3 separate regions of the Mus musculus genome follow, and regions 1 and 3 are each linked to region 2. A link is a loop called in an ENCODE intact Hi-C map of the cell type or tissue named here. Cell type or tissue: left cerebral cortex. All regions are shown on one strand. Region 1 has its middle 28 kb from the start of Eif2s2. Region 2 has its middle 41 kb from the start of a. Region 3 has its middle 24 kb from the start of Eif2s2.

The links. Hi-C counts contacts between places; a loop is a spot of excess contacts. Peaks named below come from ENCODE experiments on the same cell type or tissue, not always from the same donor. Only the 100,000 strongest peaks of a DNase experiment are listed, where the experiment ranks them.
Region 1: a loop joins it to region 2, with 7 times the contacts of the local background. A loop is called at or near these places in 15 of 42 quality-filtered maps.
Region 3: it touches region 2 in a loop (16-fold over the local background); 14 of 42 quality-filtered maps call a loop at or near these places.

The regions. Positions count from the first base shown.
Region 1 is chr2:154,919,597-154,922,096 of GRCm38, reverse strand. No RefSeq gene overlaps it. Among named protein-coding and RNA genes, the nearest start is that of Eif2s2, 28 kb to the right of the region's middle. In left cerebral cortex, no CTCF peak of the experiment used is centred here; no DNase peak of the experiment used is centred here.
Region 2 is chr2:154,970,972-154,973,471 of GRCm38, reverse strand. It overlaps a transcript of a not described here. Among named protein-coding and RNA genes, the nearest start is that of a, 41 kb to the left of the region's middle. In left cerebral cortex, no CTCF peak of the experiment used is centred here; DNase peaks (open chromatin) are centred at 44 and 984.
Region 3 is chr2:154,915,227-154,917,726 of GRCm38, reverse strand. No RefSeq gene overlaps it. Among named protein-coding and RNA genes, the nearest start is that of Eif2s2, 24 kb to the right of the region's middle. In left cerebral cortex, a CTCF peak has its summit at 1,031 (motif pointing left); a DNase peak (open chromatin) is centred at 1,014.

The DNA.
Region 1 (2,500 bases), 51 kb after region 2:
CTAGATCATGGCTTTGTTGTCCTGAACTATTTGTCAACATACTTAGATGAGGGTGGCAATAGGATATGCATTGCATGTGCAAGCCTTTGCTTCTCGGGTACCATGAAGAGTCGTTTTAGAGGAGGTGATGAGGAGGCCTCACCAGGGCCCAGCTACAGCAGTTATGGAACAGAAGAGACGGGGCTCATCTGGACACTGCGTGCAGGCAGATTTCTAAGAGGCTCCTCTACTAGTTGAGATTCATGATGCACTAAAGTGGATATTTTAAAATCTATTTAAAGTGGTAATCTTGGTACTCAAGAGCCCCATAAGCAGTCTAACCCACATTTGTCACTACTAACCTTGTCTAGACCTATGGTGAACACCTTGTCCACTGGCTGACCAATCTAATTTCAGAAATGGCTTTCTGTCTTAGAAACGTACTTAATCTCCCTGCCTTATGTTGGCTTGATAGAGTCCTTCAGTTGACATCTTGACATATTTCTGTGAAAATGTAGGCTCCACGAGGCAGAGGCCTGTCTGCTTCTTGTTGTGCATCCTCAGCCTCTCACTGTCCAGCAGACAATTGAAGCTTGAATCATTTCTACTGAATGACTTAATACATGAACAAATGAATGAAAGAATGCCCTAAAGCAACAGAAATGTGTAGAATCAAGTTGCCAGGGAGTGAGTGGCTGGAGAGAGAGGAGCAGGAGACAGAGAGAACACACACAGAGGTGGACACTGCTTCCTGAGAGTTGGAGATGAACCAGGTGTATGGGAATTCCTTTAGAGAAAGACTCAGAGTCAAGGGGTAGAAGAGCTGCTCTAGGCATCAAAGAAGGAGACATGGAGCTTATGTAAGGACGCCGTGAGCTGAGTGAGGCCTGAGCCACAGGACTGACCAGGGCAGATGGTGGCCATGAGCATCAATCAGAGCAAACAGCTCAACCCAAGCCACAGTGCCAGGGGGTCTGCAGTCCTGACACATGATGGAAGAACAGCTCTGACATTTCTGGCCTGGGAATGTCCCCAGGGGCGAGGATGGCAGCAGCAGCTGAAGCCACAGAAGGGGGAGGGGCAGTAAAATGCCAGGTTCCCAAATCACCACAAGAGTAGCTCAGGAAATAAGCAATGGTGCTGTGTCAAGAAGCTCCAGGCAGTTACAGGTAAGCGGTCCACGTGCAACGACAACTGAACCCACGGCAACTGTGCTGGCTCCTTCACTTCAGTCATGACCCTCAGTCTGTTCTCATAGCAGGGGTGGGTGAGGCCAGGCCTCATGGGTAACTGTGACCACTGTTGGCAAGAGTTCCAGCCTTAACTGTAGCCAGGAGAGTTAGCACCTGTGAGTGAGAGCGTTGAGGACATGAGGAAGGGATGCTGTAGAGGGCAAGGAGCCCAAGGATACACAGGCATTGCTGGGTTTCCCTATCCTGTGCATTCACAACCACGCCCATGCAGTGAAATCTCGGTACAAAGCCAGAAGATTGGGTTTAGTTTGTTTTAGGAGAGCGGAACACATGGAGGTGGAAGTCTAGAGACAGCAGGGAAGCTCTGTGCCTTTGCCGGATCTTCATGCATATATTTCTTTTGTTCCTTTGTTCTGTTCTGTTCTGTTCTGTTCTGTTCTGTTCTGTTCTGTTCTGTTCTGTTCTGTTTTGTTCTGTTTTGTTTTGAGACAGGGTTTCTTTCGTGTAGTCCTGGCTGTAACATACTTTCTTTTCTTTTTTAGAAATGTATTTGTTATATATATATATATATATATATATGAGTACACTGTAGCTGTCTTCAGGCACACCAGAAGAGGGCATCAGATCCCATTACAGATGGTTGTGAGCCACCAAGTGGTTGCTTAGAATTGAACTCAGGACCTCTGGAAGAGCAGTCAGTGCTCTTGACTGCTGAGCCATCTCTCCAATTGTATGTATATATTCCTTAATCTATGTCCACTGTTATATCCTTTATGACAAAGTGATGAATCTAAGTGTCTTTGTAAGGTCTGTGAGCTGCTGACACTACCTAATCAAACCCAAGCATCTCCAGCCTCTCTCCACCTTTCAACGTGCCTTCTAGAACACTGATGTGTCATGGCGCCTTCTAGAACACTGATGTGTCATGGTGCCTTCTAGAACACTGATGTGTCATGGTGCCTTCTAGAACACTGATGTGTCATGGCGCCTTCTAGAACACTGATGTGTCATGGCGCCTTCTAGAACACTGATGTGTCATGGCGCCTTCTAGAACACTGATGTGTCATGGTGCCTTCTAGAACACTGATGTGTCATGGTGCCTTCTAGAACACTGATGTGTCATGGTGCCTTCTAGAACACTGACTGTGTCACGGCACCTTCTAGAACACTGATGTGTCATGGCACCTTCTAGAACACTGATGTGTCACGGCACCTTCTAGAACACTGATGTGTCATGGCTCCTATGCTGCTCTTGGCTGCTTCTCACTCTATCCTCTAAGTTTCAGCCTCCACAGCTTTCACCCCAGGCAGCATGAGCTTGCCCTCCA
Region 2 (2,500 bases):
ATTTCTGACTCATCAAACCATCCTTCTTCTCATCTTTCCAAAGTCCCGTAGGGAGAAAATGTGGAATGAAGATGTACGAGTGGCTCCAGTCACTCAGACTTCCTTGGAGTCTGAGGCGCCCGAATAGAGAACAGTGTAGCATAATTCCCCTCATTAGGATGCTACTTAATCTCTGAGGATTTTGTTAGCATTTGGTTTTGCTTAACTTTGACCATATCCTTTTTCTCAGAAAGAGGCATTATGGGGTCCTAATGGCTTCTTGAACATCAAATAGCTCTTGAAAGTAAAACCGTGATGGATTGGGTGTGAATGAAGCAAACTGGGATTCGATTTCCCCTGAAATACATATGGATTTAATAATTAGCAGGAAAGCTGTTCATAATTAGAAAAACTGTTTGAGAATAGTGTCCAAGACGCTTGAGAGAGGGAATGTTGTGGGCCATGATTATGCCAGACCTCAGCTTTCTTCTTCTTTGTGATGTCACTGTGGGGCACGGAATAAATAATTATGGATTTTTGCTTAATCTCCATTTTCCAAACATTTACTTGGAAATAGCTGATGTTTATCCTATGGAGGAGATCTCTTCACACTTGTCTACAGTGGCTCCCACTATTATACAGAAGTCAATGTACAAGAAAACTAAAAACAAAAAAGAAAAATCTTGCCTTTTATAGAAAAAAGGGAGTGAGTTAGGTATTACATTCTGCCTAAAGTAAGCAGTACAGATGCTTTGATTTCTCAGGCACTTGGGCATTGAATGAGGAGAAAAGCTTTTTGCTTGGTGGACATTGGTGGGGACAGAGCATGTAAGGACACACACAAGTGTAGGTAGCTCAGACATGTGGAGGAACAGCAATCAACACGCTGCCACAGTGCTGTAGAGGATCAGGGTGCATTGAGGGGCGCTGCACAGCCAGAGCCTGGGGACTGAGCCAAGACTCTTTGCTAAATGACATCACAGCCACTCAGCACTTACTTTATATAGATATAATGTAAATAACTGCTAAGTACACCCAGCCCCGTGTAGGCCTTAGAGACTTTTGACAGATCGACACAGCTGTGAAACCATTACCTCACATCTTGCTATTGGCATTCCAAGTCTCCTCTTGCACACACACACTACTCTGCCTTTTCTAAATACAATACGAAATGCAGCCATGCACCATGCATGCTTGCGTCTGCTGTCTTTGCTCAGCTTGCCGTCTTTGAGGTTTTCTCAGGTTGAAACGCTCACTCTGTTTTACTGCTGAACTTCTTTAGATTGTATGACAGACTGTTTACTACGGCACCTGCGGGCTGGTCCTGGCATCGATAACATGCTATGAACATTTGTGTGCAGACCTTTGTCAGCGCTCACTGCCACACGTGCTGCAGCTAACAAGTCTAGAGAGACCCCACCCCCAGCCCACCAGCCAGAGTAGATGTGTGTGGTGCTGGGAGCAGGAAGAGATGAACTCGCCTCTGGACTGGATAATCGCAGTCCCCTGTCTCCGGAAAAGAATGCAGCCAGCCGGTGCAAGGAGTGGTCTTGCGACCCAACAATGGTGTTCAGAGCCAGTTGTATGAAGTAAGGGTTCTTTTTTTCCACTTGGGTTGCTGAAATGCAGCCAGAGAAACCTGAAGCTGGATGCATGCCTGTCTACTCTGGATGTGTGGAGGAAGGAGTTTGTTGCCATTTACTTGATTAAGAGAATCAATACTACTCAGAAGAGAGAGAGAAAGGAGGGAGGGAGGGAAGGAGGGAGGGAGGGAGGGAGGGAGGGAGAGAGAGAGAGAGAGAGAGAGAGAGAGAGAGAGAGAGAGAGAGAGAGAGAGAGAGGAGAGAGAGAGAGAGAGAAAGAACCCAACCCCTGTCCCTGTCAGGTGTTAGAGGAAAGCCCAGCAGCAGAGCCCTCATTGAGACAGAACTGGGACTCTGTAGAAGCCAGTGAATAAGAGAGCAAACGACACAGGAGGAAGGACATGGGGGAAACGACTGAATTCCCAAGTCATATTCTCAAGGTCCCGGTTTGCACAGGGCCAGCCCTTTCTTGCATCTGAGGTGAGACAAGGTGTGAGCTAGAGGTGGTGACAGAATGATCAGAGGCGCTTCGTCTGTGAGGAAAGCGAAGACAGAGAATGGTTTCCCTTACATCTTCCTTTCCACCCATGCTTTGATTGGCTTGACAGATGTGTATGGACATGTGCCTGTTACTGTGCCTTGCAATGAATCTGAGGAGAGGCAGATGAAGCAGTCAGTCTGCCTTTCAGAACCTGGTACATTAATGGAGGGAAAGCTCGTGCTGCCTGGGGTGAGAGCTGTGGAGGCTGAGACTTAGAGGATAGAGTGAGAAGCAGCCAAGAGCAGCGTAGGAGCCATGACACAGTCAGAGTTCTAGAAGGCACCATGACACATCAGTGTTCTAGAAGGCACCATGACACAGTCAGTGTTCTAGATGGCACCATGACACATCAGTGTTCTAGAAGGCGCTATGACACATCAGTGTTCTAGAAGGCACC
Region 3 (2,500 bases), 56 kb after region 2:
CTTCTTTATACATTGCCTCCTTGTAGAAACTCTTAAAAGCTAGTGCGAACAAAATTTCTTATAGAAATAAACTCTGGATTTGGGGGTGAGGCTGGTAATGCAGCATGCGTGGTGTTCTGGAAACCCTAGATTTGGTTCCCAGCAGCACACAGACCCGGGCCACAACCTCACAATCCTCGCACATGGCATCTGAACACTAAAGGACCAGAAGCTGAAGGCCATTCTTGGCTACATAACAAGTTTGAGGCCAGTTTGGGCTATATACAGTGCAAAACAACAGAACAAAATAGTTTAAAAAATGAGATTTAAAGAAAAAAAAAACAAACAAAAAAACATGGGAAGCTTGGTGTGGTCATGGCTTGTCCTGAACCCCAGTGCCAGGAAGACAGAGACAGGCAGATCTCTGTGAACACTGACTACATAGTGAGTTCCAGGGAAACCAGGGCTGCATAGTGAGACTCTGTCTCAAACAAACAGAATAATTTTCCTGGGGCTGAAGAGATGGTTCAGTAGTTAAGAGGACCGGCTGACATTGCAGAGGACTTGAGTTCAGTCCCCAGACCCCACGTGAGAGTAACAACTATCTGTAACTCTGATTCCAGAGAGAGGATCAGACATCTTTTGGCCTCCAAGGGCACTGCATGTAGGTGTACATTTACATACATGCAGGCAAAACACCAGGACACATAAAAAGAGAGAAAGAGAGGGTTAGAGGGAGCGGGGAGGGAGAGAGGGAGAGAGAGATCTGGGCTGGGAAGATGGCTCAGTGGTTAAGCGTCTCTACTGCTTGCTGGGGTTGGGTGGTGGTGGCACACACCTTTAATCCCAGCACTTGGGAGGCAGAGGCAGGCAGATTTCTGTGAATTTGAGGCCAGCTTGGTGTACAGAGTAAGTTCCAGACAGCCAAGGCTACACAGAGAGACCCTGTCTCAAAACTACAACAACAACAAGCATCTACTGCTCTTGTGGATGAAGCTCGCAACTGACTTCTCAGAACTCCAGCTCTGGGGGATCCTATCGCCCTCTACTGGCCCATGTGAATAACTGTACTCATGTATACAATACCTCCTCTGCCCCCAACACTCATACACAAGTAAACATACACATAATTTTAAATTAAAGATAAATCAAAATTTTAAAATAAAATAAGGAAAAAGAAACCCCACCTTCTTGCTTACTTATATGCCAGAAACTGTAGACACTTTTACTTGGTGGAGACTGTTACTGCCGTCTGTAGTATCACAGTCCCAGAGAAAGGCTACAACGCTAAGACAGACCCGTGCATTCTCCAGCAGTTTGAATACTATCCCAGTCATTTTTTTCTAATTATGAAGAGCTTTCTTGCTAATTATTAAATCCATGTGTATTTCAGGAGGAGCTCTGCCCTTGCTTGCTTCACTCACAGTCAATCCATCATGTGTACTTTTAGGAGCTATTTGATGTTCAAGAAGCAATTAGAACCCCCGTAATGCTCATTTCTGAGAAAAAAGATGTGGGTGAATTTAAGCAAAACCATATGTTAATAAAATCCTCAAAAGAATAAACAGAATGCCATTGAGGAAAGCTATGATCCACTGTGGGGGCTCGTCCGACTCCAGCGGAGTCAGTGTGGCTGGAGCCGCCTGCATGCACATCTTTATTCCACATTTTCTCCCAGGGGGACTGTGGGAAGATGAGAGAGGGGATCATGTGGGGAGCACAGACATGTTTGGCATGCTGTTCCCAGCCGTACCGATATCTAGACTTTCTGGAAACCTTCTTGCCACAGAGCATCACAAACTGCTTACGACAAAATCAACGGGACTATCTTAAGTGCACACTGAACTCTTAAGAAAGCAGAAGTCTCGGTTATTTGTGCCTGTCTTTCTCTTTTCTCTGTCCAAGGATGAAAAGTATAAAGGGTCCTAAACCTGGAGGAAAAACGCAAATTAGACAGATGAGGAAGTGGAAGACATTGTTTATGCACTAATAATGGATCTGATGCCTGAATTTTTAAATTGTCGTAGTATATATATATATATATATATATATATATATATATATATACACACACACATATTCAATCAAGCAAACAAACAACAAAACTCAGGGACAGAGAATGAGACATGAAATTGATGGATGCACAGGAGGAACATGAGAACATGGACATTTGGTCAGAGAATTAACTAGATTTTTTTTCTACCATCAAACACACAGGAGAAGGACACAAGTCTCATATTCTTGCTCTACAGGAAAGCAATGCCTCCCTTAAGAACATGTCTCCATAGCCTGGACATTGGATGGTGATGCCTTTAATCCCAGCATTTAGGAGGCAGAGGCAGGCTCTGAGTTCGAGGTCAGCATGGTCTATAGAGTGAGTGTCAGGGCAGCCAGGGATTATCAGAGAAAATCTGTCTTGAAAAAAACAACAGGGGAGGGCAATGTTGCTATCTCTGTCTGTATATGAAGACATTTTACAAGAGCAAATAACAAACCTTTCTGGAGAGACAGACTTAGTTCA